Linked DNA regions of Homo sapiens: region 2 is linked to region 1. Evidence: chromatin loops called from intact Hi-C (ENCODE). Cell type or tissue: breast epithelium. All regions are shown on one strand. Links, peaks and the distances in the headings refer to the core of each region. The heading gives the core; the rest is flanking DNA. Region 1 overlaps LOC105370982 (a long non-coding RNA gene). Region 2 has its middle 90 kb from the start of RGMA.

Region 1 (2,908 bases), core at 177-2,676:
TTTTACTACAGAATATTTTTGTTTCTTTTTAAAAATGGGATCTAATGAGTAATACGTGATCTCGTGATGTTATTAGAAGGTAGGTAACTGGAAGTAGTAGAGGCATTCACAGTCAACCTTTCGGAGTATTGCAAGCTTATTTTTTACAAGCAAAATTATTTTCTGCAAAATCCATTTCATGTGAATACTTAAAATAGAAGCCAATAATAGTTGGGATCCCCTGGATCCCCACCCTGGATCTCACATCGCATTTAGATGTCACGTCTCCTCAGCCTCCTCTTGGCTCTGGGTAATCTGAGCACCGAGGCTGGAGCCCTGCTCACTGCCTGCTTCCTCCCGAAGCCTCTAACTTTCTTCTTGGAACCTCACAGCTTTGTGGAACACTGTTCGAGAGCCCCTGATATACTCCAACACCTATTTACTAAAAATGCAGATGTGAAACGAGTCATTTCAGCTTACATTTAGAAAACAGTCTCTTTCAGGTTGGCGCAGTGGCTCACACCTGTAATCCCAGCACTTTGGGAGGCCGAGGCAGGCGGATCACCTGAGGTCCGGAGTTAGAAACCAGCCTGACCAACGTGGAGAAACCCCGTCTCTAATAAAAATACAAAATGAGCTGGGCGTGGAGGTGCATGCCTGTAATCCCAGCTACTCAGGAGGCTGAGGCAGGAGAATCGCTTGAACCCAGAAGGTGGAGGTTGCAGTGAGCGGAGATCACGCCATTGCAATCTGGGCAACAAGAGCGAAGCTCTGTCTCAAAAAAAAAAAAAAAAAAAAAAAGAAAGAAAAAAGAAAAAAAAGAAAACAGTCTCTTTCAAACCTCCCGGTGAGAAGAAATCCAAATAATTCATGTCAATATTCCGCCCTCGAGGAGGTGGAGCGTAACTCCTCTCTCCTTTCATGTGGGCTGTGCATCGGGACTTCCATCCAGAGAGTACAGTGTGGAAGGAGGAACTCCAAAGGAGTACGGTGGAGACACCTGACAAACACCACCTCAATCAGGTGGTCAAGGTTAAGAGCAACGAACCATGCTAACTGTACATGCCCTGATACGATGGGATGGGAATGGCTCTTCATCTCTGAGGTCTTCCTCCCTAAATCCCTCGCCCAAGTCTAATCACCAGGAAAACATCAGAGCAATCCCGATGAAGGGAGAGTCTGCAGAATGCCTGATCAATACCTCTCACATTTGAAAAGCCATCAAAACCAAAGACACTCTGGGAAGCCGTCAGGGCCAAGAGGAGCTGAAGGAGGCAATGCCTAAATGTGATGTGGTGTCCAGGGTGGTATCCTGCAAGAGTGGAGGGACATTGGTAGAAACTAAGGCTATCTGAATAAAGTATGGATGTTAGTTAATAATAACAATAATACATTGCTATTGGTTCATTAATTGTAATGAATGTACCATACTAACAGAAGATATTATTAGCAGGGGAAAATTGCTTGAGGTTTATGGGTATATGGGAACTCTCTGTACTATTGTGGCAGTTTTTCTGTAAATCCAAACCATTCTAAAATTAAAAGTTACTTTTGAAAAAAAAAAGGTTTATTCCATTACCTAATAATTTGTGGTGTAGGAAAAGTGTTTTTTTTTTTTTTTTTTTTTTAAATTCAGACTAGTCCTTTCTGGTCATACATGGAGGCTAAAGGGGTTTAAAATACTCTGATGGGAGTCTAGACATTAACTTATACAATCCATATTTCTCACTTCACCAGCTTGGGGTACAGAATAAGGTCATATCTTTTAAAATACGCATAATGCTAGACTCCCATTTGCCTTAGGCTAACTGGAGAACGTTATTTTTCCATGCCCTTGGCTCCTGGTGGCATGGTGCTGTCCTCCCGAGACAAGTGCAGTGTGGCCCAGTGAGTCCTGTCACCATCGCCGTCATCGTGGGCCTGCAAGAGCGGAGAAGCCAGCCAGCCCTCCCCATGGCAGCTGTGCAGCTTGGCTTCAGGCCTGGTGCTTGATGGCCTGCGATCCTTCAGTTACTCACCTCTCCAGGCCATGAACACAGCCATTTCTCAGGGGTCAGGGTGGCTAGGTCAGGAAATCTCCCCAGCCATAGCCATTTGAAGTCCTTGGGGAATTCAGAGTGAAAACATTGTTGTCCTTTCCCTCACTTTGAAACTTTCATGCGCGTCGGAGTGAAGAGACCACCAAACAGGCTTTGTGTGAGCAATAAAGCTTTTAATCACCTGGCTGCAGGCGGGCTGAGTCCAAAAACAGAGTCAGCGAAGGGAGATAAGGGTGGGGCGGTTTTATAGGATTTGGGGAGATAAAGGAAAATTACAGTCAAAGGGGATTTGTTCTCAGGTGGGCAGGAGTGGGGGTCTCAAGGTGCTCAGTGGGGGAGCTTTTTGAGCCCGGATGAGCCAGGAAAAGGACTTTCACAAGGTAATGTCATCAGTTAAGGCAAGGACCGGCCATTTTCACGTCTTTTGTGGTGGAATGTCATCAGTTAAGGTGGGGCAGGGCATTTTCACTTCTTCTGTGATTCTTCAGTTACTTCAGGCCATCTGGGCATATACGTGCAAGTCACAGGGGATGCGATGGCTTGACTTGGGCTCAGAGGCCTGACACAAACCTGTTGATTTCCTGGCCCAGCTTGAGTGATATTTCTCCTCTCTCCATCCCCAAGGGGACACATCACTTGATTTCCTGGCTACTTTTGCTCTGTTGTGGGTGAAGAAAGCCACTGCGACTGCATGACTGTGACTTAGATGGAGAGGGGAGGATCAATCTCTTTTTAATAGACAGAAGAGGGAGTGAGCTGGAGAGGCAGGCAGCGAGAGGGAGGCAGTTCTTTCACTGGTAGGGAAAGGACTTGTGTCCTGGGCCTGGATCACCCAGCTCTGTGACTCTCAGTATTCTATCTAATCTTCCTGGGCCTTAGTTTTCTCATCT
Region 2 (2,908 bases), core at 321-2,820, 98 kb before region 1:
ACGCCATTCTCCTGCCTCAGCCTCCCAAGTAGCTGGGACTACAGGCACCCGCCACCACGCCTGGCTAATTTTTTTGTATTTTTTTGGTACAGACGGGGTTTCACCGTTTTAGCCAGGATGGTCTTGATCTCCTGACCTCATGATCCGCCCACCTTGGCCTCCCAAAGTGCTGGGATTACAAGCATGAGCCACGGAGCCCAGTGAAACTCTTTTGAGTTTCTGATGAGCCTTTCCAAAGGAGGCAATCAGATATGCATTTATCTCGGCGAGCAGAGGGATGACTTTGAGTTCTGTCTGTCATTTGTCCAGAAGGAAATTCCTTGTGAGGGAGGTATGTAGCTTTTGAATCTTAGTAGCCATCTTTTTTTTTTAGCAATAGAATGGGAGGCAGGTTTGCCCTAAGCAGTTCCCAGCTTGACTTTATCCTTTGGCTTAGTGATTTTGGGGTCCCAATATTTATTTTCCTTTCACAATGTTTAGAGGATTTAATGAAAAATCAAACTTGTGTCTGTAGCATCTTTCCCAGTCACCAGCCCCTCCCGGAGCCAGCTTGGCGCAACAGGAGTGGACAGGGACAGCCTCTGGGCCGTATTGCCCTGTAGTCTATGGAGCCGCCCTGCTGGAGGGGCTGGGCTGGGCAGCCTCTGCTGGCTGGGGATGGTTTGGGAGTTTTACTCCAAGGCCTGCCACAGAAGGGCAGCTGTCATCCTCTCCCGTGGCTGGAGACATTTAGGCTGCAGCCCTTGGAAGGCTGTGAAATGGACACGACCCTGTGCTGAGTTTCCACCCTGCACAAACATCTTTGGAAGCAGCGCTCGTTTAATTTTCCATGAGTCCTGAGAAGAAGATGTTGCCATCAGCCCTTTGATTTTGCAGATGGCGATCCTGAGACTCAGAGAGGTTAAGCAACTTTCCTATGTCACACAGCTGGTTAGGAACTGAGCTGGGATTTAAACCCAAAGGTCTTCAAAGGTGGGACCCTTTGTGCCAGCAGGAACCTGTTAGGGGAACACTGTGGGAGAGACAGTAAGTAGATTGCACTGGGTGGGGGGCGTTGGGGAAGGAGGGAGTTGAGGGGGAAGGGAGGGAGTATGTGCAGCGGGGAATAGTTATGCAGCCCCCACCTTGATCATATAACAGCAAGAAAGTGTCCCAAGACCCAAGAAGGAAGTTAGCCTAGATCTTATTTTTCAACACAATCTAACAGTGACTTTGTTAAGAAACAGAAATTCAGGGCCTAAGAGGTTGTTGGAACAATGCCAGGTTTCGCTTCCTTTCCCGGGCAGCTCTCCTGCGACGACCTTTGACTTGGGAGGGGCAGGTCGTCCATGAGCACGAGTGACCGGGTCCCTGATGCTTTCCTCGTGGTTACAGCCTCGCCTGCAGGTTCGGGCACTGTGGGGTGGGGCGGGAACGTGGCTGGCACTATGAAGTATCCACCTTTCTGCGGGCTCTGCCGCCTCATCCCTCCAACAGCAAGCCAGGGCTGGTGGCTGTACTGTTCCCTCGTCCCTCACCTAGCATCCCCTTTTTCCAGAGGACGAAAGGTAGGGGAAGCTAAGAAATGATGGCACAGGATTTGAACTCAGGACTATCTGGGCTCACAGCTGATGACGATTCTATACCACCTTACTGTCCTAGGCAGGGCAGGAGCCCCAGACAGGATGGGTAGCCTTTCTGAAGTTAAAATAGTAAAAGGCAAAAAGAGAGCCCTTACCCGAGCATGCAGCTATAAAGGAGCACACAGTTCTCCTCTGGCCCCTCTCCGAGGATGGGTTCTCCGCTTCTGCGAGGCCAGACGCACCGCAGGCATCTGCCTTTGATTAGAACGGGCAGACAGGAAACATACCTGCGGTCCCGGGCCTCTCTCACACTCCAGAAATGCCATTCACAGACAGGGAAGAGGGAGAAAGGATGGGAGGAAGGGAGGAAGGGAAGGAGAACAATCAACAGCTACATGGGAGCGTGCTGGGAGGTAGGATCACCGCGGGAGACAGAAATGGGCCTCAGCCGCAGGTCAGGGTGTGGACACGGAGGCAGCCAGGCCTGATCTGCTGGGGGAACCACACTGGGCCGGGCGTGGAGAGGAGGTTTGCCGTGTGTGCAGCAGCTTGCAGGGAGCCAGCTGCCGAGAGCTGGGGCTGCTGCTTCTGAGCTGAAAGGGAAAGAAGGGTACATCTTTCAGAGCCACTCAGTCCCCCAATCATAGTGCCTGGCTGCGACCTCCCACTGGGCCCATCACAAGTCCTCATGGTTGGGGACGTCAGTGACCTGCAACAGGGTCAGGGAAGAACATCCTGGCCAGGAGTGAGCTAAGGAAGAGATGCACCACAGAGCCCTGGTAAATGCCTGGGAGTGAGAGCCTTACACTCACCATCTCTTTCCTCTCTGCCTGTTGTAGTTAAAAACCACGCTCTTGACTTGCTGATGCTTTGAGCTGCTTGTTGCGGGTGGAGGTGGCTTCCCACGGCTTCTTGCACAGTGTTGGCCCTGACCCACCGTCCCCCAGGCAGGGGGAGACTGCTGTGTTCAAGGGGAGTCCTGGGTGCATGCGGAACAGAATAGGGAGTCCCCACTGGGGCAGGCGCTGGCAGCTCTTCACCGTGTCAGCTCACTCAGCCCTCAGGTCGTCCTATCCTCAGGTGTGACCTGCAATGTACAGGTGCAGAAATGGAGAAGACCTGTGCTGAGTCCCAGAATGACACTGGGCCTGTGGAGGCTGCCAGGAGAGACACTGCCAGGTTCCCACGGCGGAGACACTGGCACTACAGCCCAGAGAGGAGGACACTTTATTAACTTGTCACATCGAGCAAAGGCACTGGTCTCTCCAGTCTCTTGCTGTGCCTTGAAAAGAGGAGAGAATGTGGAATCCGAGGCCTGGGCTGCAACTCTGGCTGCACCAGCTCCC

What was found. Hi-C counts contacts between places; a loop is a spot of excess contacts. Peaks named below come from ENCODE experiments on the same cell type or tissue, not always from the same donor. Only the 100,000 strongest peaks of a DNase experiment are listed, where the experiment ranks them.
Region 2: it touches region 1 in a loop (7-fold over the local background); 1 of 110 quality-filtered maps calls a loop at or near these places.

The regions. Positions count from the first base shown.
Region 1 is chr15:93,276,239-93,279,146 of GRCh38, forward strand. All of the region lies in intron 5 of LOC105370982 (a long non-coding RNA gene), which reads left to right. Among named protein-coding and RNA genes, the nearest start is that of RGMA, 190 kb to the left of the region's middle. RefSeq lists enhancers at 1-154, 1,412-2,294, 2,295-2,908. In breast epithelium, for the core only: no CTCF peak of the experiment used is centred there; no DNase peak of the experiment used is centred there.
Region 2 is chr15:93,177,947-93,180,854 of GRCh38, forward strand. No RefSeq gene overlaps it. Among named protein-coding and RNA genes, the nearest start is that of RGMA, 90 kb to the left of the region's middle. RefSeq lists enhancers at 1,990-2,528, 2,529-2,908. In breast epithelium, for the core only: no CTCF peak of the experiment used is centred there; a DNase peak (open chromatin) is centred at 1,310.